Linked DNA regions of Mus musculus: region 2 is linked to region 1. Evidence: chromatin loops called from intact Hi-C (ENCODE). Cell type or tissue: gastrocnemius. All regions are shown on one strand. Each heading gives the region's core, and the rest is flanking DNA. Links, peaks and the distances in the headings are about the cores only.

Region 1 (11,918 bases), core at 2,555-10,554:
TGTGTGATACCAGCATAGGAGAAAACGTGCCTGCTGCCTTAGATGAATCCACTGTTCTGTGACTATACAGCAGGGTGTGGTCAGTGCTTAGCATATCCCAGCATCCCAAAGGGAGCTGTGGATGTTTTCCCCATCACTTGAAAGGCCTGAATTATTTAAGCAGGAAGCTTATCTTCAAAAGAGATGTGGGAATTAAGTGAAAGAGATCCTTGATTGTGGAGACAGGGAAGCCTCCCACAATCGGGACAAGCTGGGAAATCTGTAGATGGTGATATCGGTTAGAAGCACAGCACAAGCTCATCCCACAGCGTATTAAGGAGACTGGGCCCCGTGTAGAGATCAGGCTCTCATGAGTGAAGCATTGTGAGTCTTACAGTCCTGCCTTGGGAAGGGTGTCTTGAAGAGGTTCCGGGAAGTCGTCTTTGTGCTGGGGAAAAGGACTCACATTGGTGAAGTTTTAGTGATCGATTTTTGCCCCTTCCTGGCCTTTTCTTGGGAGTTTCTCTCCTGCGTAACCCCCTAGAAGTTCCATTCTGGCAGCTGCTGAGGAAATATGGGCTTAGTGATATATCCCAGCCACACAGTCTTTGCTATGCGCTGTTCTCTTTCATTATCAATTCTGTATATACCTACTTTTTAAAAAGATAATTTAATTTATTTTAAATTATGTGTATATATGTGTGTCTATGTGTGGGTATGTGTCCAAGAGTATAGGTACCCGAAGAGGCCAGAAGAGGGAATTGGATCCCTGGAGCTGGAGTTATAGGCAGTTGTGAACTGCTCAGAGTGGGTGCTGGGAACTGAAGCTAGGTCCTCTGGAAAAGCAGGAAGGGCTGTTAACCACTGAGCTATCTCTCCAGTTCCATCTTTTCGTATTTATTTATTTATTTATTTATTTATCTCTTTATTTAGTGTGTGAGCCATCTCTCCAGTTCCATCTTTTCATATTGATTGATTGATTGATTGTGTATGTGTACGTGTGTGTGTGTGTGTGTGTGTGTATGTGTCTGTGTGTGTGTCTGTACCACCTCAGCATGCATGTGCCTCCTGTCTACGACTGTCCACTCTGTGCACCCCTGACTGCCATCATTCACAGTGCTGGGCTATAGTCAACCTTTCAGAGATCCCCAGGGAAGGAGAGTGCTCTTGTGTTCAGAATCTAGCTCTGGATTTGCTAGCTGGGTGACCATATGCCATTTGTTCTCTGCGTCTCAGGTTTATCCACCTCCACCCAAGTCATTGGTGATGTGAACACTGAAGGTATCCCAGGGTTCACACTAAAATCAGCATGGGCCATGGCGTCTGTTTTTGGCGTGTTTGCCACGCCCTTGTTCACGTTCTTCTACTGTACCAATTGAGGATGCTATCTCATCGTCACTTTCGGTAGCTCTATTACTTCTGCCCCACTGAATCTGAAATGAACTTAAGTCCTAAAAATCTTCCCATGTTCTGGATTGTTAAGCCCGCCAGTTGTATCCTGTTAAACGTGAGTAACAAGTATCTCAATGGGAGAATAGCATCTACCTCACAGGCTTGACCTGCTGTGTGGCTTGCCATGGCACGTGTAACATAAATGGCATACTGTCTAAAATATGGTAAAAAAGAAGACATGCTAGCCATAATCTTTATCATCGCTACTTGTTTAACACAGCTTAAGTTAATGGTTCCAGATGTAACGCAGTCAGTGAAGATTATTAGCGAATCTAACAGAGAAAGGGAACTCTACTTAAAGCTAATGAGCTCATGGTAAGTTAGTGGCTGAGTGCAATAGGTGATCAGGAAAACGTAAATGTTTGGACACTGTTCATTGATTGTTCCTGTTTTCTCGTAGTTTAGATTTATTTTTATTATTTCAAGTTATATATGTGTATGTGGAGGGGCTATGTGCACATGTGTGAGTACAGGTGCCTTCGGAGGCCAGAGGCATTGAGTCATCCCAGAGCTGGAGCAACAGGTGGCCGTGAGCCATCCGGCGTGGGCACAGGGACCGGAACCCTGCAAGGGCAGTGCACACACTTAACTGCTTAGTCATTGCTCCAGCCCCTCAACCCTTTAACGCTTGCTATAATTTAAAATTTGAATTGCAATATATCTATATCTATATCTATTTATATATATTTCAACCCTAGATAAAAAGATAAGACATCACTTGGTTATTTCTTAAAGTGTGCTGTACTCTCTAGCATTCAATCAGTTAAATATTTAATTTACTTACTTATTTCTGACACAGAGTCTTGTTTATGTAGCTCAGTCTGGCCTTGAACTCAAGACCTTCTTGCTTCTGTCTACCAGTGCTCATATTTGCATGTGTCCTTTTTCTTGATGGTTTTGAGCAGGTGGCTCTCACAACAGGAGAAGGAAAAAGACCAGGACAATTAGGTATCAGATGTCTGCAGAGGGAGACTGGGCTGACTGCAGACTGAAGGTATCCAGACGCTGACTGTATTTTCCTGTGTTGTCTTGAAAACCTCGGTCCACAGCTGCACAAGCATAGCATAGAGCAGGCCATTGCTCGAGCACAGATGTTGCTGTGTGCTTATGTGCAGGCGAGGATCCTCCCTACACCGGATCAACTTTAATTTTAGAGTAGTTGTAGATGTACAGATGGCCCTGTAGTCATCACCAAGGGTTTCTGGGCCTATCCTGGGGGGGAAGGGGTATATTCCTGCCCTATTATCATCTGACTGTAGTCTGGCACATTTGTTATAGTTAATGGACTGGTAATATTGACTTTGCTTCATTTAGATTTCCTTAGCTTTAGCCTGGTCCCCCTGACTCCCCACCCCCTTTTGTCTTAAGGTCACACCCAGGATGCCACATGATATGTAGTTGTCACATCTGCTAGGCTACTTTGGGATGTGACAGTTTTCTCTGGCCTATTTTCCACCCGCTTTGAGCTAATTTTTAAGAGGTGTCCTTTCTCGACTCAGGGAAGTGCAGGATGGTGATATTCATAGGGACATTCAACTCCCTCGTGAATCTTTCCATCAACAAATACTTACAGTACTTAGAGATGAAGTAGCTGAACCTAACAAAGGAGCCACAGTACATTGCCTTCCTTGTCTCATGCCAAGCCACTTTGCCCTTCACAGTGTTTGAAGATTCCCCCGGGGATCTTGTTAAAATGCAGACTTGTTTGGAACTTTCACAGCGGGGGTCAGGGTTTTGTGTTTTTAACAAGCTCCCAGGTGCAGCCATGCCACCCCTCCTCACCCTTAGGATGCAGACCCCACACTTAGGCAGAGCTCCACACCGGCTAGTGAGAGCCTGGGGAAGGATGGAGGATGGAGTGGTAGGTAAACTGCATGTCTGCCAGCAAGATGTTTGCAACTTAGAGAACAAAACGGGAGAAATAACCTAGACACAGAAGACTCAGTCTTGTGGGATTCGGTACATACGAGGTATTAAATGCAGAGACAGAAAGTAAAGTGGGATCACAGCTGTCTCGGGGAGGAGGGAATGGGGAGTTGGTGTTAGATGTGTACAGACTCAGTTTGTACAATGAGAAGATTTTGGAGGTGGATGGCAATGAAAGTTGCACAAAAAAAAAAAAAAAAAAAAAAAAAGCATGTCGTTAATACCACCGAACGGCACATTTAAAAAATTGTCAAAGTAGCAATATTTCTGGTGTGTGTATTCTACCACAATTGAAAACACTCTTTAAAAAGACACTGTGAGGGCTGGAGAAGTTAAGAGCACTGGCTGCTCTTCCAGAGGTCTCAGGTTCAACTCCCAGCACCCACATGGCAGCTTACAACTCTAACTCCAGTTGCAGGGGATCTGATGGTGCTTAACACAGACACAAAACAGTGCCCATAAACCAAAAATAAAAAATTGCTTAAAAGACTAGGTGTTAGAGTTGTCAGGAGAAAGATGAATGATGTCAGTAGAAGTTCAGACATGGAACTTGGGTAATGTGACAGGCACAACGTGCTTATAGACTCATTTCTAACAATGCTTTGAGGCAGCCACTTGTCATCTTGCTGTCCAGATGACAGGATCAAGAAGGGTCACAGAATGGGTTTGGAGGGCTGTTTTAGTCAGTGAAGTACTTGCTATTAATTCATCAGGACCTGAGTTAGATCTTCAGACCCAAAATGGAAAAGCCAGGCGTGGTGGCATGTCGCTGTAACCCCTGTGTGAGGGAGGTAGAGGCAGACAGAACCCTGAGGCTCCTTGGCCAGTCAGCCTAGTGTGAAGAGCTCTGGGCTAAATAAGAGACTCTGTTTCAAAAACCAAGTTGTCCAGCTCCTAGACACCACACCAAGACTGATCTCTGGTCCTTACATGCATTCTTTAGGGTCTCAACAGTGTCTTCCATGGTCGATAGTCAACATACATGGGAACAGTTTAAAGCAAGATGACGGGGCCCATGGGACTGTTGTGAATTGAGGAGAGCATGTCCCATTCAACCAAAATTCCAGGGACTTAGGCCACTGATAGGCTTGGGTAATATTGAAAGTTGGGAGGTCCTCAGATCCCTGATGATGTGCGTGCGGCCTGCGTCATGGGCATGCAAGACCATAAGACACATGGTGCATGTCTTCCTGGCTGTGTCAGTAGAGTAGGAATGAGTGCAGTTTCACCAAGTGCCGTAACTATGATGTTTGTAATACAGCAAGGATGGGTGGAGTAACTCCTGAGGGTAGGCAGTGTCCTGAGCACTCTGCTGTGGCCTCTAATGACCCATTCACTCATGGTTGTTATCTCTGTCGGCCACAGGGCAGAGCGGGCCAGGATGAGCACAGCAGAAACCCAGGGTGAACTGGTTGCACTTGTACTACTGTTAATTAACTCCAGCTTTCTGAAAGCTGCTGCTTTTGTTTCTTCATGGCACTGTACTACAAGAGCAATTTAAACAGGAACCGCTAGATGTCGCCACCCAGTGTTTCTTAAATGTGGCAGAAGCAAGGGACAGGGCAATTCTCCCTCTACCTTGAAGACAATGGAGCAAAAGCTCGATCATTTATGACTTCCTGTTGGAAAGTGTCACCCTGAGCAGCTACCACAGTGGACTATCTCCTTTCCACCCTTTGCCTTAGCTGACTGTTTGCTTGTGGGTTTTTTTTTTCTTTTTCTTTTTAATTTTACAAAAGGCAATGGGAACTGTCATTTCATACGTCAGCTTCTTCCCACACCAACTACAGGAGCTGCTGTAGGCAGGAGGGGAGGACAGAATTGACCACAGGGGCTTTGGTGGAGGTGGGGGTGGGGGGAAGGGAAGGAGTGAGGGAGGAGGGAAGGAGAGTAGGGGTAGGAAAGGCAGCTTGCTTCCTATTTAAATGCACTTATGAATTGCACCAGTGCTATAATTAGGCCCTTACTCCCAGCACTGGCAGGAGCGCAGCAAATATATGCTCAGCAGAGGCACAGTGGACCTTGTAAATTGTGTGAGACAGCAAGGAGCACCTGGGCAGGGAGGCGAGAGGGTCCTGCGCCTCTTGGTAGCAGAGGGTGATGGAGGGACACGTGCTGTTGGCTTTTTCAGAAGACAGGAGAGGGGAGGAGAAGCTTCATGCTGCCCTGGATAGAGGAAACTCACTCGTTTAGCACTGAGTTATCCAGTGTGCGGGCTCTGCTTCAAGTGCCCACAGAAGAGAATCACATTGAGCAAATCAGTCAAGTAAGGCTTCCCTCTTTCCCAGCTCCAGGCACTTTCTCTTCTGTGAACTTGCAGAGGATTCTCTAGCTCTAAATCCCATCAATACAGTGACAGATGACTTTTTTTTTTTAACTCAGTGCATCTAAGGCAGACAGTGAAGAGAACGTTCTTTAAAACAACGATATGTAACACAGACAAAGGTAGGCAGGGAGGTGGTGGGGGACCACGGGAAAACCTTGGAGCATTCATGGGAACTCATCTCTTAGCTTTTGGGCAGGAGGTTGAAGTACACAGGGTGAATTGGGAGCTGATTGAAAGGCAGGGCTGAAAAGGCTGCGAGAACGGCTGCACAGAGCTTTGGGAGACTCTGGAAAATCAAAAGAATGGTGCAGAGCAATGCTTTCAACTCAAGGAGGAAGAGGTCAGCCACAGACCAAACGCTGTGCTTTCTAGAGCCTTGCAGAAATGGTTTGTGATCAGGTAGAAGGCAATGCTTTGCCTCGGCAATAGAAGGAATTTGAAAAAAAATAATGTATTGTTTAACTATGTGTACCTTTGCGTGGGTCTCTGTGTGCACATACACATGGAGGGCAGAAGAGGGCAGCAGATTCGCTCTAGCTGGAGATAAAGTGGGTGTAAGGTGCCCAACAGATAGTGGGGACCAAACTTGGGTCCTCTGCACAAGGAACAAGTGTTCTTAACTGATAAGCCATGGCTCTTGCTCGAAGAATGGTTTATTACATTTTATTTATTTATTTGTTTGTTTGTCTATCTATCTACCTATTTATTTATTTATTTATTTATTTGATTTACAGTGTGTATGGGGGTAGGGTACATGCATGCCACAACATGCGGGTGAAGGTCAGAAAGCAGCTTGCAGGTGTCTCTTTTCTCCTTCCACTATTTTGGTCCCTGCAGCAAGTGCCTTTACTCCCTGTGCCATCTCACTAGCCTGACAGCACACATTTTGAAAATTTGGAACAACACTATTGAAGCTTTCCTTTGTGTTATTAATCCATACAGAGACTTTGTGTTAATCCACGAAATGCAAAGACTAAGCTCTCTCAAGTGGGAACACTGCTAACATTAGTCGTAACTTCTCCTCACTGGAGGGAATCAAAATTACTTCCATCTGCGTCCCGCGTCATCGCCAACACCACCTAGAAGGGAACTGGAATTCATATTCATTCATTCACACTCAGGACATTCAGATAGGAAGACTGCTGTGAATTTGAAGCCAGACTGAACTAATAGGGAGTTTCAGGGTAGGCCGGGCTACAGAATGAGAGTGTGCATCTCTGTCTCTCATACCATATAAAAACAATAGCAACACTAATAAGACCCTACTACACATTTGAGCCATGTATTATCTTATGGGATTCCATAAACAGAGGACCCCCAAAGAGATGGGAATTTCCCCAGGAATCTCATTCTGGGAGAAAAAAAAGGGTGCCAGCCCAGAGTGGGAAGTTGTCTGCTGGGAAGAGATTTTACACAGCTTTAATAACCTTTCAGACCATCTTACAGGATGAGACAGAAGCCCAGACAATGAAGAGCTGACATTTGGCAGGACCACACCTTGACCAGGACTGCCTGAAGACACAGATTGACTTGGGGGTGGGGAGGTCACTGGATTGTTTTGTTCCTGTATGTTTGATAGACGGTAGGAAGATGAGCACCCCAAGACCCAGCACCTAGGGGTTCAATAACTTGTCCAAGGTGATAATATTCTAGTAGGATATGTTGCATATTTGACCTCATATGGATTCTAACTAAAATGAATAGATTCCATTAATAACGACTTTGTTTGGAGGAAGTACCTTCTGAGTCTTTCTGTGCAGACTCTAGGGCGTGGCACTCTGCTACCTCAGAGCTGATGTATGTGCAGACAGACAGCCCAGCAATACATCTCCTATCAGTGTCAGTGCCATATAATGTGTGTGGCACTTAAAAAATCCTTAAAATAATATATTCCTAAGTCATTGAAAGAGTACCAACATAAATGTTTAAAGCAAGCAGAAAAGGGGGTGAGGGAGAAACTCATCTTGCAACTGTTTTTTTTGTTTTGTTTTGTTTTGTTTTGTTTTGTTTTTGTTTTTCAAGACCGATTCTCTGTGTAGCCCTGGCTGTCCTGGAACTCACTCTGTAGATCAGGCTGGCCTCGAACTCAGAAATCCACCTTCCTCTGCCTCTGCCTCTGCCTCCCAAGTGCTGGAATTAAAGGCGTGTACCACTACTGCCCGGCTTAAAACAAACAAACAAACAAACAAACAAACAAACAAACAAACCAACCGTGTAGCCCAGGCTTGTCTCGTGATCCTCCTGCCTCTGCCTCCTTCAGCAAATCCTACTGGTGTGCACCACTACCTGCAGGACTGTGTTTAGGAAGGTGTGTGGTGCCAGGAGTTCCAGCGTTCATGTGCCTCCTTCAGGCCTTTCCTAAGCCACTGAAGGGTGGTCTGCAGCTTCTTCTGTGGCCTTACACTGAGTGTGTGAGTGTGTGTGTGTGTGTGTGTGTGTGTGTGTGTGTGTGTAACTTTTGGGAATCCTGAGCCCTTTCAGGTCATTCTCTGGTAGGATAACTGACAGCATTTTCTTCCCTCCCCCACCCTCCCTCCTTGCCATTTCTGTGTTTGGAATAACATCTGCTATGCAGCAAGCCACAAGGTTTACCCATTGCCATCCTTTGATCTCACTATGTATCTAGGATAGCTTTGAACTCATGGGAAACAAAGTATCCTACTGCCTCCGCCTCCTGTGGAGCTGAGACTATAGGCCTGCACCACTGCACTTGGCTAGAAACAAAATTTTTGAAGACAATTAAACATCACATGTCCCTGGTATTTTGTCATAGTTTCGCCCTCTACCCACTGCTGCCTTGCTACTTCCTGGTTCTCCATAGCCCCTGGGCTCCCTCTTGCTTGAATCACAGCCTGCTGGAAGCTCCTTCCTCCCAGAGCACTTCTTACTCCAGGATTCATGTTTTCAAAAACTAGATGGACTCTGCCTTGATTAAGGGGGCTTTTGCTCATGCCTCAGCTCCCAGCAGACAGAGGATCCCAAAGAAATGGAATTTTCCCCAGTAATCTCATACCTGGGGAAGGAAAGAATGTTAGCTCAGAGGGGCATCTTGTCTCCAGGGAAGAGATTTTACACAGCTCCAACAACTTTTCAGACCATCTTATAGGATGTGACTATAAGTCTTTGGCAGGACCACACCTTGACCAGGATTGGTTAGATGTGTGTACCCTTGGTCCCTGTTTAAACTTTGATATCACTGAAGTCCTGAAGACAAAGAAGGACTTAGGGGGTTCACTGGCTCACTTTGTCCCTTTTTCCATTGAATAAAGCTTTTTTTCTGCTTTTTTACTTTTAAGTTGGCTCTTTTTATTGGCACCTTGAGGTCAGTGGTCAGAGCTGATTTGGGGCACAGGTTGTGACGCCGCCGCCCCCCCCCCAAGTCTGCTAACACTATCTCCTTCCACCTCCCCTGTGCAAGGTTTCCCGGACCAGGCAGACTGTCCAGAGGCTGGCCACAATGGCGATGTAGGCCATGCTCTGAATGCAGCCTCCTGGGCTTGGGTCTGGATGGCTGTTAATTACTGTACCCTTTGGCAGGTCAGCCAATAATGTGTAAACTGCACGTTCTGCTGGTGCTTTCAAGGTAGGTTGTGGAGATGGTTCGGTGCTTAGAGTAATACTTGCGATTCCGTAAGCATGAGGAAGCCTTAGCTGCCTCAGTAACAGCTGCAGGTGAGAGCCTCCATGAAGAGCCACTGGCTCGGTCACTGTGGAATGGGCGGGTCTGTGCTCGTATGGCACCTGGTTGTATTTCTGTTCACCCTGTGCCTGGATCTCATGGGAGGGATTCCTACTCACCTCCACAAGTCTCTATACCAGGGCTGAGGGCCCAGACTTGAAAGTGATGCAGAGTACCTCTGCTGAGAATAGGTGGCTGTCTTAGTTAGGGTTTTACTGCTGTGAACAGACACCATGACCAAGGCAAGTCTTATAAAAAGCAACATTTAATTGGGGCTGGCTTACAGGTTCAGAGGTTCAGTCCATTATCATCAAGGTGGGAGCATGGCAGCATCCAGGCAGACATGGCGCAGGAGGAGCTGAGAGTTCTGTATCTTCATCCAAAGGCTGCTAGTGGAAGACTGACTTCCAGGCAACTAGAGTGAGGATCTTATACCCACACCCACAGTGACACACCCATTCCAACCAGGTTACACCTATTCCAACAAGGCCACTCCTTCAGATGGTGCCACTCCCTGGTCCAAGGATATACAAACCATCACAGTGGCCGAGTGGACATGGGGAGGTGGATAGGGAGATCACCAGGTGAGGTGACTAGGTCAACAGCAATACTAAGAATGATGTACACTGTAATGGTTTTAATTCTTGGGTGGCATTTACGCTTGTCGAGAGCAAACTCTGGGATGGAAGAGGCTTCCTCTATGACTCGAGCATGTTAATTTTGAGTGTTCTTCAAGATCGCTTGTCCTGGGGTGAGCTGGTCTCCTAACTGTAAGAACAAAAACAACTAAGAGTATTAACATCACTGCATCCTTGCGAACAGATAGACGGCAAGCTATTTCCAACTATAGTATATTATCCTGTAATATAAGATACCTGTGGTGGGAGTGGGAATCGGAAACTAGAGCCACAAGAAGCTCATCCACAAAGGGAAAGCTTAATCAGGAATCCCAGCTGACTGCCTCAACGTCCCTAGCTGACTTCTGGTGGATGTTTGTAAGCCCTTGCTTTGATAATGTTATCTATTGATTGCATTCTTAACCGGGCTACTCTGGTTGTCTCTGCTTGTTTTGAGCAGTTTGAAAATTTATCTTCTACTTCTCTCTGCTTACTTTAACTTGCTAGATCCTTAATAAACTCCCCCACTCAGGACTGAAAACAGGGCTATCACTGATCATCCAGATTATATAGAACAACTGAGAAGGAAATGCTTTGGTGAAAGAGAAGTAAAGAGTCTAGACACGCTGAGCTTGTGTGTTGTGAGTCTAGACATGCATCAGTAACAATGATGACTGACAACCAGGGCCATAGTGGACCACACTGATGGAGTAATATGCTCTGGTCTCTGTACCCAGCCCCCCCCCCCTGCCCCCCCCCCCCGAGACTCTGACTCACCTATTTCCACAACAGTTTAATGAAGAGGACCCCAGATGCAGACTGGTTAAATCACTTGTGTAAGGCCATTCTGCTAATTGCGGTCAGACAGTCTAGAGCCATAGCTTACACATTTCCCACTACTCTCCCTAAACTCTGTGTCTGTAGTTTCAGAGGATGGCAGGTCTGAACATACAGGCATATATGATAAGGAATAATATTGCCAGAAATACCAAATTGCCAAAGCATTGTAATGTATACCTTTGATTCTAGCGCTTGGGAGGTAGAGGCGGAAGAATTACTAACTCAAGGCAGCTTCAGCTATGTAGGGCATTTATGGTCAGCCTGGGCTACATGAGATCTTGACTCAAAACAAACAACAAACAAACCCATCCACAGGTGGTAGAATTTGACATAGGATACAGTCTCAGCTTTCAGTTCCCATGGGAGACCCTAAAGAATGTTATAGGTGTTGGCTGAAAGAGTATCCTTTTCTGGCTTTGGTGAACATCATAGTTGAAGATGCAATTATGTGACAGAAGGTGGGAAAAAGTTCCCAGTGAAGTCCACATTACATTGATACATTATTGGTTGTCGCCCTCCCTTCACCTTTCAGTCAACAAGGTTTCTTTATAATGCTTGCAAATTCCTTAACTTAGCACTCTTGACCGAGAAGGGTGAAGTGTTACTATAGAGGGTACCTAGGAAGAAACAGATGTGGGAGCAGACTCCTAGCTCGACACTCCCTGCTGAGTTTTATTTAACAAAGAATATACGAAGTAGTATAGTATAATGAAACACTTGTTATGTCCTGGAGTTTGTTAGTAATTTTCATTTAACTTTAAGAGTGGCGTAGCCTGGACTGAAACAAAACCAAGTGTGGCTGCTAATGGTTTATTTGTACTCTATAAGCCATGTTTAATTACACAAGAGCAGGTTGAACACTGTGGCTCTCAGCTCTCACTGTGCATTAGAACTACCAAGGAGCTTGGAGAAATTGCACACCTAACCCCAACCCCTTCCGTTTCAGTCCAGGGACACGAGAATAGAAGTGTGGAGAGAAGCGTGGCTGGGGATGTTTGTTGTGTTGACTAGTGCATAGTTAATATAGTTGTGCTGCCAAATCGAGAGACTGGAGTAAAGGTTTTGCTCTCATTCCACAAATTCATAGAAATGATTTTTC
Region 2 (11,918 bases), core at 1,438-9,437, 52 kb after region 1:
GATCAGGTCTTGAGGGATTGGCTGCAAGCAAGGCCTCCGAGGCTATCTAAGTGGACAGGAGACCTGAGCTAGCACTGGATTCTCGCCAGGTGGTGTGATTTGTGATGTGAGGCGGTAGATGCTTGATGTGGACTCACATCTTCAGAATTCCCAGCTTCAGACTCTGACTTGATCACACATCTTCTTTATGAATTCCCTAGTATGTGGCGTTCTGTTATTCTAGTGGAAAACACATTAGCCTTGCCTTTAATACACAGAGGTCTCCAAAGATAATGAAAGGACACAGAAAAGCACACAGGAACCTGAGTTGGGTCCCTTAGGACCGCCCCCTCCCCTCAAATGTCTTTGTTCAGTCATTGAGAGGCTTTGTAAGTGCAGGGTTAGACTGTGAGCATCTGCAGAACTGGCAACAGTATTCTTTTCTTTTTTTTTTTTTAATTTTATTTTTTTTCCATTTTTTATTAAGTATTTAGCTCATTTACATTTCCAATGCTATACCAAAAGTCCCCCATACCCACCCACCCCCACTCCCCTACCCACCCACTCCCCCTTTTTGGCCCTGGCGTTCCCCTGTACTGGGGCATATAAAGTTTGCAAGTCCAATGGGCCTCTCTTTCCAGTGATGGCCGACTAGGCCATCTTTTGATACATATTCTTTTAAAGAGAGGTGATGACCAAGGAGGGTGGGAATAGAGAGGCAACAATTTCCTTTAGCGTTGAGAGCAGAACTTGAGTGGAAACCATCAGAAGATCATGGGAAATACTCAGAGGCCAGGCCTTGCCACTTTAAGCAAAGCCATACCGATCCTGTATGTGTCTGTTCCAGAATCTATTCTGATAGGTAGTTGCTTACATAGCAGGCTAAACCATGAAGTTCCATGAAGCTGCACACACATGGCTTGAACATATTTCTGAGCCTGTATTATTCTCTAACTGGAAGTTTTAGGAGTTCCATTTTGTTTTCTTTTGTTTTGTTTTTCAAGTAAAAAAGTTAAACTAGTGCTATTCAGGGAGGTTGGTTTAGGAGACAGAGAGCTATAACAGACCTTTTGTTCCTCATTGCTAGGAGGGAGTAGACCCTTACATTGCTCGGGTGCTTACTCTTCCATTGATGAGGAGTCCAGAGTGCAGAAAGAGCTCTGGCCCTGGACAGGTAGATTAGCTGGCCTAGGAAAGAGATGTATGGCCCATCTGTGCCTGAAGCAGAAGGTGGTGTCCTTGGTGATGCTCATCAGAGCTGTTCCCCAGGGGACAGATCGCTGTGGCAGTGGCCATGTGCCCACATCAGATGTACCTCATCTCTTCACATAGACACAATTTTTAGGTAAAGAGGACTCCAAGTAGACTTTTCTGCTGGTCTTAGCAGTTTCTGTGGGTCAGAGCCAGGTGGTTCTCAGTGGGGAAAGCTGGCCCTCGTGCTATGAGAACTCTGCTGCTGGCCACAGCAAAGAGTCTGTTCCAGAGATACGGAGCCAAATGGTTGTTAAGTATCTCCATTGAGAATCATTTCGGTAAGATTTTAATGTTCAGATGTTTACTCCTGTATGTGTGTTTGGTCTGTGGGTGGAGACACTTGACAGAGAAGTAGCAATCAAGTCTCTAAATATCTGTAAGGGGGACTGAAGACTTGGCTCAGCATGTATGAGTACTGCTACGCTTGTAGAGGACTCAGACTTGGTTCCCAGCACCTGTGTAGTGGCTTATGACTACCTCTAACTAAGTTCCAGGGCATCTGACTCTCTCTTCTGTCTTCCTTAGGCTGCTGTGCACACATGATGCACAAACTCACACAGGTACATATAAAATAAATAATTAAATATGTATGGAGGTGTCTTAAAGCTAAGCCAGCTTCACATATTATCAGAACATTGCTTGAATAGTTTCATCTTCAAAATTTACATACTTATAAAGTAATAATTATTTTTTCTTTTTTAAATTTGTTTTTTGAGGTTAGCCTACAAAGTAATGGTCTTTTCACACATATCTATGTACCCTTAAATAATTTTATTTTTAATTCTGTGTGTGCATTTGTGTGAATGCACATAAGTGCCGGTGCTTGGAGAGGCATCCTATCCCCTGGAACTGGGATTATAAGTATCTGTGAGCTGCCTGACTCGGGTGCTGGGAACTGAACTTCAGTAAGCTCAGTGTGCAAGTACGCCCTTAATGGCTGCACCATCTCACTTCAGTGCTGTTATATACTATTTGTTAAAGGTTGGTCCTTTCCCCTCTCTCTTCTGTCCCATCTCTGAGACAGGGTTTCACCACATAGTCCTTGCCGGCCTAGAACTTGTTATGTGGAAAAGGTCATCCTCAAACTATTAAAGTCTGCTTGCCCCTGCCTTCTAGACCTGGGATTAAAGGCACGGGCCACCACATCGGTTCAAAGTTGATTTCTCATGCTACTTTTGGAGCTTTAATTTTGAAGTTATTACGAGTGCAGAGCATAGTGTTATAATGAGGGTGATGCAGACCTTGTTGCACTACTGTGTTTTAAGTTGTGCGTGCATCTAACTTCTTGTGTCAGAGCTACAGCATAATGTGCAGTGTATTTTAACTCTTGGAATTTTATTAGGATTGAGGAATACATTGATAAACACACGGGTTTACTCCGGATTTAAATAATATGCAGGAATACATGTAGCTTAAATGCATTTGCTCATACCTACTTTGCACGGATTCTCCTTAAAACATGAAGAGGAGCAGAGAGGAAGGATAGAGAGGGGGAGGGAGATTCAAATGAGGCAGGAAGAGGACAGGGAAATGCATAGCCTAGATTTTGTGAGTGTTTTGATTCACATCCCTTCCACTAAAACATATTCTGGCTGCAAGATGTGCAGCTCATGGCTCAGTTTTCCCTCTGAGTATTGCATTTGCATCGAGAAGCTGGCTTTCCAAATGCCAGCCAGCAGCTCACTCAAGGATGGAGGCTGAGTCTGACTTAGCAACTGGATTACAGCGATGGCCCGAGGAAGCTGTGGAGAGGGCACATCGGGCACCTCGTTCTAGAAGCCCCACAAGAATTTTGCCAGCTGTGGTTAATCTGACTTTCAAGTGTATATGAATTTTCAGTTCCTAAAAGCTTGCAAAGATGTCCTAAGCAAGAAGCCCCGCCCCTGCATATTAAATGGATGACATCTGAGTGTCCAGATTGCTTTCCTGCAGTTGGTGAGACTATTCAGCAGGCTCTGGCTGTAATGATGTCATTTCTTCACAGGCATTAAAAAAAAAAAAGTTATCTTTTAAACAAGAGTAAATGTTATATGACCTCTGAGGTTCCCCAGACAAGAGGATCAGTGGACAATAGAACTGTTTCTTCTTCGGTCTTCTTCTCTCACTGTAGCAGAATGCATAGATAATCAGCAGGCTCTTTGAAAAGGGTTATTTTGAGTTACAGGTTTAGATAGTCCAGTCTATGGTCTGGTCCAGTCTATGATCTGGCCCAGTCTATGGTCTGGTCCAGTCGATGATCTGGTCCAGTCTATGATCTGATCCAGTCTATGGTCTGGTCCAGTCGATGATCTAGCAGACTCATTGCTTAGCTGTTGATAGAGGTGGCCATGATGGGGAACAGGTGATAGAGATACTGTTCACCTCACAGGCAGGAAGCAAAGAAGGAGGGAGATTTGAGGGCATGCTCCAGATGACGTAAGGTCCTCTCACAAGATGTCCCACGCCCCTCTAGTAGCAGCACCTTAGGTCCAGCCTTTTAACACATGGGCTTTAGAGAGTGAGAACTCAACAGTCAAAATGTACCAGCCACGAGTGACTGGAATTTCCTATCGTCTTGAGGATAGGGTAGTACTGGTAGATGGTTTCCTTCATCTACAGATAAGTAATCTTCATCTTCATCTACGATTAAGTGACAGCCAGTGCTGGTGAAAATGTGGAGGGAGGAACTCTTTCCACTGGTGGGAAGGTAAACTAGTGCAGTCGTTATGGAGATGATACAGAGATTCTTCAAAAGCCAAAAATAGATTTACCGTATGGTCTTACTAATTTAGTATATATTTCAAGGAAATTAATTCAGCATACCACAGAGATACCTGTCCATAGGCATGTTTATGATGGCACTATTCACAAAAGCTAAGATGAAGTCAGTGTAGGTGCCCATCCACAGAGCAGTGAATTAAAAAAAAATGTGGCATGTACACACAGTTGAGTATTATCCAGGCACAAAGAAGAATGAAGTCCCAGCATTTGCAGTAAAATGGACGGAACTCTGTAGGACATTATTTTATTGTATTATTATGCATTACAAGTTAGACTCAGAGAGACAAGCAATATGTACTCTTTCTCATGAGTAGATGCTAGTGTAGCCGTCAAAGTGTGGTCAGTAAAGGATAAAAGTGGAGTTGAGGGGACAGAGAGGTTGGTGATTAGCAGATGCTCTGTGCATGAGTGAGAAGGTTGCACTGAACTCCAATGTTCACAACAGTCTTCATAGGAAACCACTCAGCCTCTGGTTTGAAAAGGGCCCCACCCCCTTTTAAAGAAGATGAAGACTATGTTGGATTTTACCACGAAAGCAGCAGGGCTTTCAACATGCAGTGTTTGAGGAGAGCAGTGGGATCCCATACCCACTTCTCAGCTTCAGGGGTTTATTTTCCTCCACAATTTTTTTGGCCCACTTGAGGGACAACCTGAAGCCAAGCACATTCCGCTATTCCTCTGCCAATTTTCCAGCTTGGTTTCCAGTTCCTGCTTCATAAGCAGGTCAGGTGAGCGGTTGCCACTGGACTCCTGCAGCCTCTTGAGCAAGCCTGGACACCAAAGTCGGTTGTGTTTCCTCTTTTCCATTCAGTTCTTCAAAATTGTAGGCTCCTACCTATCAACAAAACCTGGAGTTATGCCCATTCATGCTCCCACTTCCTCCTGGCTCTTGGGTCTTTCTGAGCAAAGGAGTCTACTCTCCTCCTGAATCACCTCCTGACCTCAGATAATTTTTCATTTAGGAGTGCATCTAGCTGCACTGTGTCTGCAAGGGATAACCCTGCTTTCAGAGAATCCGAAGCCGCCTTTAGATTCCTACCCTTGTTAATAAAAGAATTTAAAAACAGACTGAGAAGCTAAGCACAATTTATTGAAGTGCGAGAGAGCAAGAGGGCAGGCAAGGTGTAAATCTTGACAGCAGCCTTAAGGCAAAGGGTGGAGACGAGAAAGCAAAACCAGGCCTTTTAATGCCAGCGTCTGAGACAGCCAACACGCTCTGCAATGGAGTTTGGCAAGCACCTTTATGGCAGAAGTGGAGTGGCTTAAATGTCCAGAGAATTCAGCGAGAAGGCTCGGGCAGTCAGGGAAAGCTTACCCAGGCTTTAGCCAGTTTCCAAAAGAAAGAGCTAGAAAGAAGGAAAGGCAGGATGTGCCATAGTGCCCTCTGCGAGCCGCTGCCAGCCACCACGAGCTGGTTTTGGTGGACCACACAACACTCTCCCACTGAACATACTTTGGGAGAAGTTAGTGGCAATAGGCGATTGGGGGAAATTGAGAGATTTATTTGTTTGTTTTATTTTATTAACAGCCTTGGAGCTTGAACCTAGAGCTTCATGCATTGTGGCAGGTGTGCTACAGCTCCAGCCTTGTGAGGCCGGGCAGTGGGATGAGTTTCTGTGCATTGAGAGGACAGAAGGAGGGGCTCAGGCAAAGAGGCCTGTTAGAAAGCCGTGGAAAGAACCTGGGTAAAAGAGAATGGAGCTGAGCTAGGCCCGAGTGAGGTGGAAACAGAGGAAGAAGTGATACGGGACCCGTGTGGGATGTCAGTTCATCTGGCTGGTGGCCCATTGGCTTAGAAAGGGAGAGGTACTCTGTGTTTGGCTTAAGTGACTGATGGATAGTCTTGCTGATGAGGCTGGGATGTTGGCCATCTCTTTTGATGTCTTCTGGACGGATCCAGTGAGTGCTGGTCAGGAGCCAGGCCAACTCTTGAGGCTGCAGCTCTCCAGCTGTTGATCTTGACTCCTGGCTAAGAAAGGTACTGATTCCACCAAGGCCCTGTGCAACCAGGTACTTGCTTAAGGATAATGCTGTTCAGGTATATAGTTTCTGGGCCCTACCCCTATCTTCATATACCCTATTGTGCAATATTTAGAAACTATTGAGGGTACTTGTCACATGTTCTTATGTTGTATATTTTCCTGTTGGATAACATTTACCCAGAGTCTCTCCCACCTCTTAATTTTCATAGATGAATTTCTACTCATTATCTGTGAATGTCCGCTGATACATGTAAAAAGAAAAAATGAGTGCCCAGCCATGAAACCTTGGTGATCACTATATTACTCTTTGTCTCTTTCTTAAAACAGTAGACAGCAAACCATAATAGTAGTATAATCTCAAGATCACCATTTGTCAAGAAATATGTCTTGAAGAACTCAACATAATGCAGTTGGGGAAATTCTGGGGTGATGGGGTTCCTTAACCAGAACCATATGTTTGCTGCAAGTTATCTTAGAGTCTTTAATGGGTTCATTCTCAGGACTTTGGTTCAGTTAGTCAAGGTGACTTAGGACTAGTAAACCTGGCAGATACTAAAGGGTGGTGGAGAGATTCTGGGTCATGTTATTGAGCGCTTCTACAAAGAGCTTCCTTCTCTCTCGGGTGCCTGTGTGTGGTCACATTTGGAGCAGTGAACAGTTGGGAAGCAGGAATGTCTGTCTTACTCGTCTCCCTTTCCTTGTATAGCTTTGCAAGCACTGTATGCTCGTACTGAGACAGGCATTCAATAAGTGGTTGCTAGAATGAATGGAAATTCAATAACTTTAATTCCTCTAGGAATCAAGAGGAATCTAGGGAAATGCTTAGAAATGATTTCATGTTATATGGTTGTCAGGGATTCCCAAGGGACACTCATTCATCCTTGGCCACCTATTTTCTCTTCTCTTCTCTTCTCTTCTCTTCTCTTCTCTTCTCTTCTCTTCTCTTCTCTTCTCTTCTCTCCTCTCCTCTCCTCTCCTCTCCTCTCCTCTCCTCTCCTCTCCTCTCCTCTCCTCTCCTCTCCTCTCCTCTCCTCTCCTCTCCTCCCCTCCCCTCCCCTCCCCTCCCCTCCCCTCCCCTCCCCTCCCCTCCCCTCCCCTCCCCCCTCTTTCTTTCTTTCTTTCTTTCTTTCTTTCTTTCTTTCTTTCTTTCTTTCTTTCTTTCTTTCTTTCTTTCAAAGAAAGCCAAGCAAGAGTTGGAGAGATGGCTTGGTGGGTTAAGGTAAATGCCACTATGACTGATCATCCAAGTTCAGTCCTGGAACACAAAAGGAGAGTGGCAAAAGGAGAGTGCTAACCCCTACAAGTTGGGTTCTGTTCTTTGGTGTGCACATATCCATGTGTGCACACACCAAATAAATTATGATTTTATAAAAGAAAGAGAAAATTTTTAAATGAGGGATTACAGGTTTTAGGGAACTAAATGGTCAGTATTTAAAAAAATGCAGTGTGATGTATTTCCAGTTGGACTGTCATGATTGAAATCCACTTTGTGACAATTTAAATCTCCTTCCTATACACACTCTGGAGTTAACTTCCTCTCTGGGGGGCCACCATTTCTAGCAAGTTGGTTTGGAATATCAGCTTTGCTGCATATAATTCACACAGTACACACCACTGACAGGATGTAATTCGGTGAGTTTATTACATCCAGATTTGTTCAACAATCACTGCAATCAATTTTAGACTATTTTAATAGTCTTGAAAGAGAATTCATCTCTGTTAGCAGACACTTGCTGTTTCTCCAGTTTCTATCCTAGGCTGCCTCTGGCCAGACGTTCTAGACGTTTCCTGCATTTTGTGATGCACTGGGTTTGTTCTTCTGAGACTGATGTTTTCACTTTGCATGGTCTTCTTGTGGCAACATATATGAGCATTGAATTTCTTTTGCTGCTAAATAGTATCTCATGGTGTGCATGTTTTATTTCTTGATAGATGGACATTTGGGTGTTCGCTTTCCCCAAACACTCAAGGATAAAGAGATGACTAAGGAGGATATGTTGTCTTTTGTGGAAGCACATGGTAGTAGGATATCCTAAAGAAGTGGAAGCAAGAATATAATGGGTCGGAGACTATACTTTGGATAGGTGAAATGGTTCAGTGGATAAAGGTGCTTGCTATACAAGCCTAGAGACCCAAGCTCAATCCTGAGAAGTCACAGAAAGATAGAAAGCCTTCACTCCACACAGTTGTCTTCTGACCTCCACCCATGTAAGGTGGTGCACATCCCTACACACATATCATGCCCACACACAATAATACATAAATAAATTAGTTGATTAAAAACAAAGACACATAGCACAATGATATGCAACAAAAATGTTGAATGAGGGAAAGAAAAGTACAGCCCTGTGATGTTGGTGTTTTTGTGCGTAGGGACATGAGACTGCTTTACACCGCCCTGAGAGTAAATGGCATAAATCATCCTAGACCAGGTCCAGCTCTGACACTGCGAAGGGCGTACTCGAGGAGATTAGCGACTGGTCACAGAGAAGATTGGAAGATATTTTGTTTGGGAGTAATGCTGTCGGTGCAGTAATATTCTTGTTTCTTCTTATTTGTTCTCATTTGCAAGGACATTTTCAGGGACATTTTCTTGAAAATAGAATCTTTGCCACTTCCTTGGATTGTAATTTAGCAGCTGTGTTATTATCAGAGCTATTATGTCTGTGATGGCCATACCGGAAATCTGTGACTCTCTAAATGAGGTCAGTTCTCTGAATGAGCTCCATGCAAACCAGCCTTCTCGTGTTCCTCTCTGTAAGCCACATGAGAACAAACAGAAATGATGGGAAGTCAGTCAGGAACGTAGACTAATTTGAGACAGACAAAGATATTTTAGTTGTCATGGTACTTGGCACTGAGATTTTTTTTTTCATCCATTTCTTTGTAAACCTTCTTCCCCGCCTTCTTCAAATCTTTCCTGCCAGTAAGGGAATTAGTCAACCCATCCTAGTTCATTTTTTATAAGCTACTCACAAATAGTTTATGTAAAGAATTCTGCCTAAATGAGACTGCACTCTAACTCTATGGCCTTGAGTTTTGCTTGCTGTTGAAAGAACTGGGGACTGTATTGGTTCAGAGTGAGGGCCCTCAAGGGTCACCCAGGAAGAGTGCATAGCAAGGTGACATTGTGATATCACTTCAGGGCCACATGTCGGGGCTGTACTGGCTGGTTTTTGTGTCAACTTGATACTAGCTGGAGTTAGGGCAGAGAAAGGAGCCCAAGTTGAGGAAATGCCTCCAATGAGATCCAGCTGTAAGGCATTTTCTCAATTATTGATCAATGGGAGGATCCATTGTGAGTGGTGCCATCCCTGGGCTGGCAGTCCTGACTTCTATAAGAAAGCAGGTTGAGGAGCCAGAGGAAATATCACTCCATGGCCTCTGCATCAGCTGCTGCCTCCAGGTTCCTGCCCTGTGTGAATTCCAGTTCTGACTTCCTTTGTGATGAACAGCAGTGTGGAAGTGTAAGCCAAGTCAACCCGTTCCTCTCCTGCTTGCTTCTTGGTCATAACATTTTGTGCAGCAATAAAAACCCTGCCTAAGGGGCCTTGCAAACACATAAGTGGATGCTCACAGTCAGCTATTGGATGGATCACAGGGCCCCCAGTGGAGGAGCTAGAGAAAGTATCCAAGGAGCTAAAGAGATCTGCAACCCTGTAGGTGCAACAACATTATGAACTAACCAGTACCCTGGAGCTCTTGACTCTAGCTACATATGTATCAAAAGATGGCCTAGTAGGCCATCACTGGAAAGAGAGGCCCATTGGTCAGGCAAACTTTATATGCCCCAGTACAGGGGAACACCAGGGCCAAAAAAATGAGAATGGGTGGGTAGGGAAGTGGGGGGGAGGGTATGGGGGACTTTTGGGATAGCATTGGAAATGTCATTGAGGAAAATACGTAATAAAAAAAAGAAAATATCTAATAAAAAAATAAAAAAATATATAGCTATGAAAAAAAAAAAAACCCTGCCTAAGACAAGGGCCCTAAGTCAGACTACAGCAGACTAATAACACATTCAATGTTGAATCCCTGATGTCCTTGAATCCCTGAGTACTTCAAGTTAAGACAGGAGCACTTGGGTAACTTTCTTAAGTTCCTTGTGCAATTACATTGTTCACTAAGGAGATAAGATTTATTGTGAAGGCAGCGAAGCCTTGTAGATCTATATATTGGTGTGTCAGCAAGTCAAAGTGCTATAAATAATCATTTATACATACATTCTCTACCGAGCATCTAAATGTCACCAAGTCTGACTTCCAACACTATGCTGATGGTTACAGTCACCATCATAATAGAATAGAATAGAAACAGAAGATGCTTTTAATGAGGAAATGTTAAGGAGTTTAGGGTAGAGGACCAGAGAGCCATGCATATGAATAGTGCGGAGGGATCAAAGAGTGGGGTGGGCTTTGTGTGTCAAAAGAAATGGATTTATGGTGATTTTCATTTAATGACAAGTTTTTGCCATTGCTTTTACTTTTCTTATTCTGTCTCTTAATCAGTAAAATGGGGAATAGAATATCCTTATACTCTGACATCCATATAGGTGACATCGAGAGAGTTAAGTGCCAGTGAGTTCAATGTTTAGAGATAGTGGTTTACAGTTGAAAGGCAGCTTAGGATGACTGACACGAGGCTGGGGAGATTTGGCCTAGAGCTGAAACATAAGCACAAGAGAAGTTGACATTCACGTGCTGCTAGCAGGACTGTCTCTGGGATGCTTCAAGCAAGAGGAAACCATGCTGTCGTGTGTGTGTGTGTGTGTGTGTGTGTGTGTGTGTGTGTGTGTGTTTTGGGGGTGCTTCCTTCTCACTGGGAGAGCCCTAGGAGCCCTTTGCTCCCCATTGCTGTTGCTGGTGGTGCTATAGCCTCTTAGTGTGCATTTCCTGCATTCAATCAGCTTCCTCCACCTCTGTCATTCCTAATCCCTTCAGTTTAGTGCAGAAACCATGCCCCTGATACCTGGGTACCCATCTTCCCCCACTACTCATCCCTTTGTCCTCTTTCTCCACCAGTTCTGTTACATTTTCATCTTTTCTTTGTTCAGCATCTTGCCTGTGAAGTGTTGAGCAAAGCCAGAGCCCATCCCTCAATCTTCTCTCGCTGACACCTGTGCTTCACCCCTCATTCCTTATGCCATGTCTATATTGGGGGATGTCAAGTAAACTATGGCCTTTCATACGCCTGACACCCCTGTGTCCTGTACCCCACAGCAGTCTTTTTCTGGTGAAGGAACTGGGGCACTCTTGACATTATAGTTCATGTTCCTGCCTAATCTCATTCTGGGGCAGCCTCTTACAGCTTCACCTATTTATTTTACTATGTTAATTCTTTGAGTGTTTTTCATATATGCATATAGTTTATCTTGATCACATTGTCCTCCATTCCTTCTAACTCCATACAGGCCTTCCAATGTTCATGCATGTGTAGGTGTGCACATGCAGATGTGTCTGTGGAAACTTCATGATCAACAGTTCAAGGTGAGATTTTTATTTGGCAAACTAATAGCTTCTAGGAGGGACATTATCCCCTGTTTATGGTAGCTCTATTTAAACTGGTGTGTGTGTGTGTTTGGGAAATTATTCAAATAATAGGTTTCTATAAGACTTTTCAAACATCCTTAGTGTTATTTATTTCCCAGACCCCCTCTTCTGCCCTGGAGTGACCCAGTAAGTAACACATTAGCTGATGCTGAAGTCTTTTCTTTTAGAGTCTCTTGAGTTCTAAGGTCAATGATAAGGAATTTAAAATACACCTAGGCACTGCTTCATTTCCTCTGTACTCTCTGTCTCTCATTCTCTGTCTCTCCCTGTCTCTGTGTCTCTGTCTCTCTCTGTGTGTGTATGTAGGTTAGAAGTTGATGTTGGGTGTCTTACTCTGTCACTCTTTTTTTTTCTTCTCTTTTCTTTCTTTCTTTTTCTTTTTCTTTTTTTTTTT

What was found. Peaks named below come from ENCODE experiments on the same cell type or tissue, not always from the same donor. Only the 100,000 strongest peaks of a DNase experiment are listed, where the experiment ranks them.
Region 2: a loop joins it to region 1, with 2.1 times the contacts of the local background. A loop is called at or near these places in 4 of 42 quality-filtered maps.

The regions. Positions count from the first base shown.
Region 1 is chr2:52,584,047-52,595,964 of GRCm38, reverse strand. The region is part of intron 2 of Cacnb4 (calcium channel, voltage-dependent, beta 4 subunit); the gene reads left to right. Among named protein-coding and RNA genes, the nearest start is that of Cacnb4, 87 kb to the left of the region's middle. In gastrocnemius, for the core only: CTCF peaks have their summits at 4,862 and 6,183 (motif pointing right); DNase peaks (open chromatin) are centred at 4,864 and 5,437; H3K4me3 peaks cover 301 bases; H3K27ac peaks cover 1,420 bases.
Region 2 is chr2:52,530,665-52,542,582 of GRCm38, reverse strand. The region is part of intron 2 of Cacnb4 (calcium channel, voltage-dependent, beta 4 subunit); the gene reads left to right. Among named protein-coding and RNA genes, the nearest start is that of A430018G15Rik, 110 kb to the right of the region's middle. In gastrocnemius, for the core only: no CTCF peak of the experiment used is centred there; DNase peaks (open chromatin) are centred at 4,699 and 5,812; H3K27ac peaks cover 4,072 bases.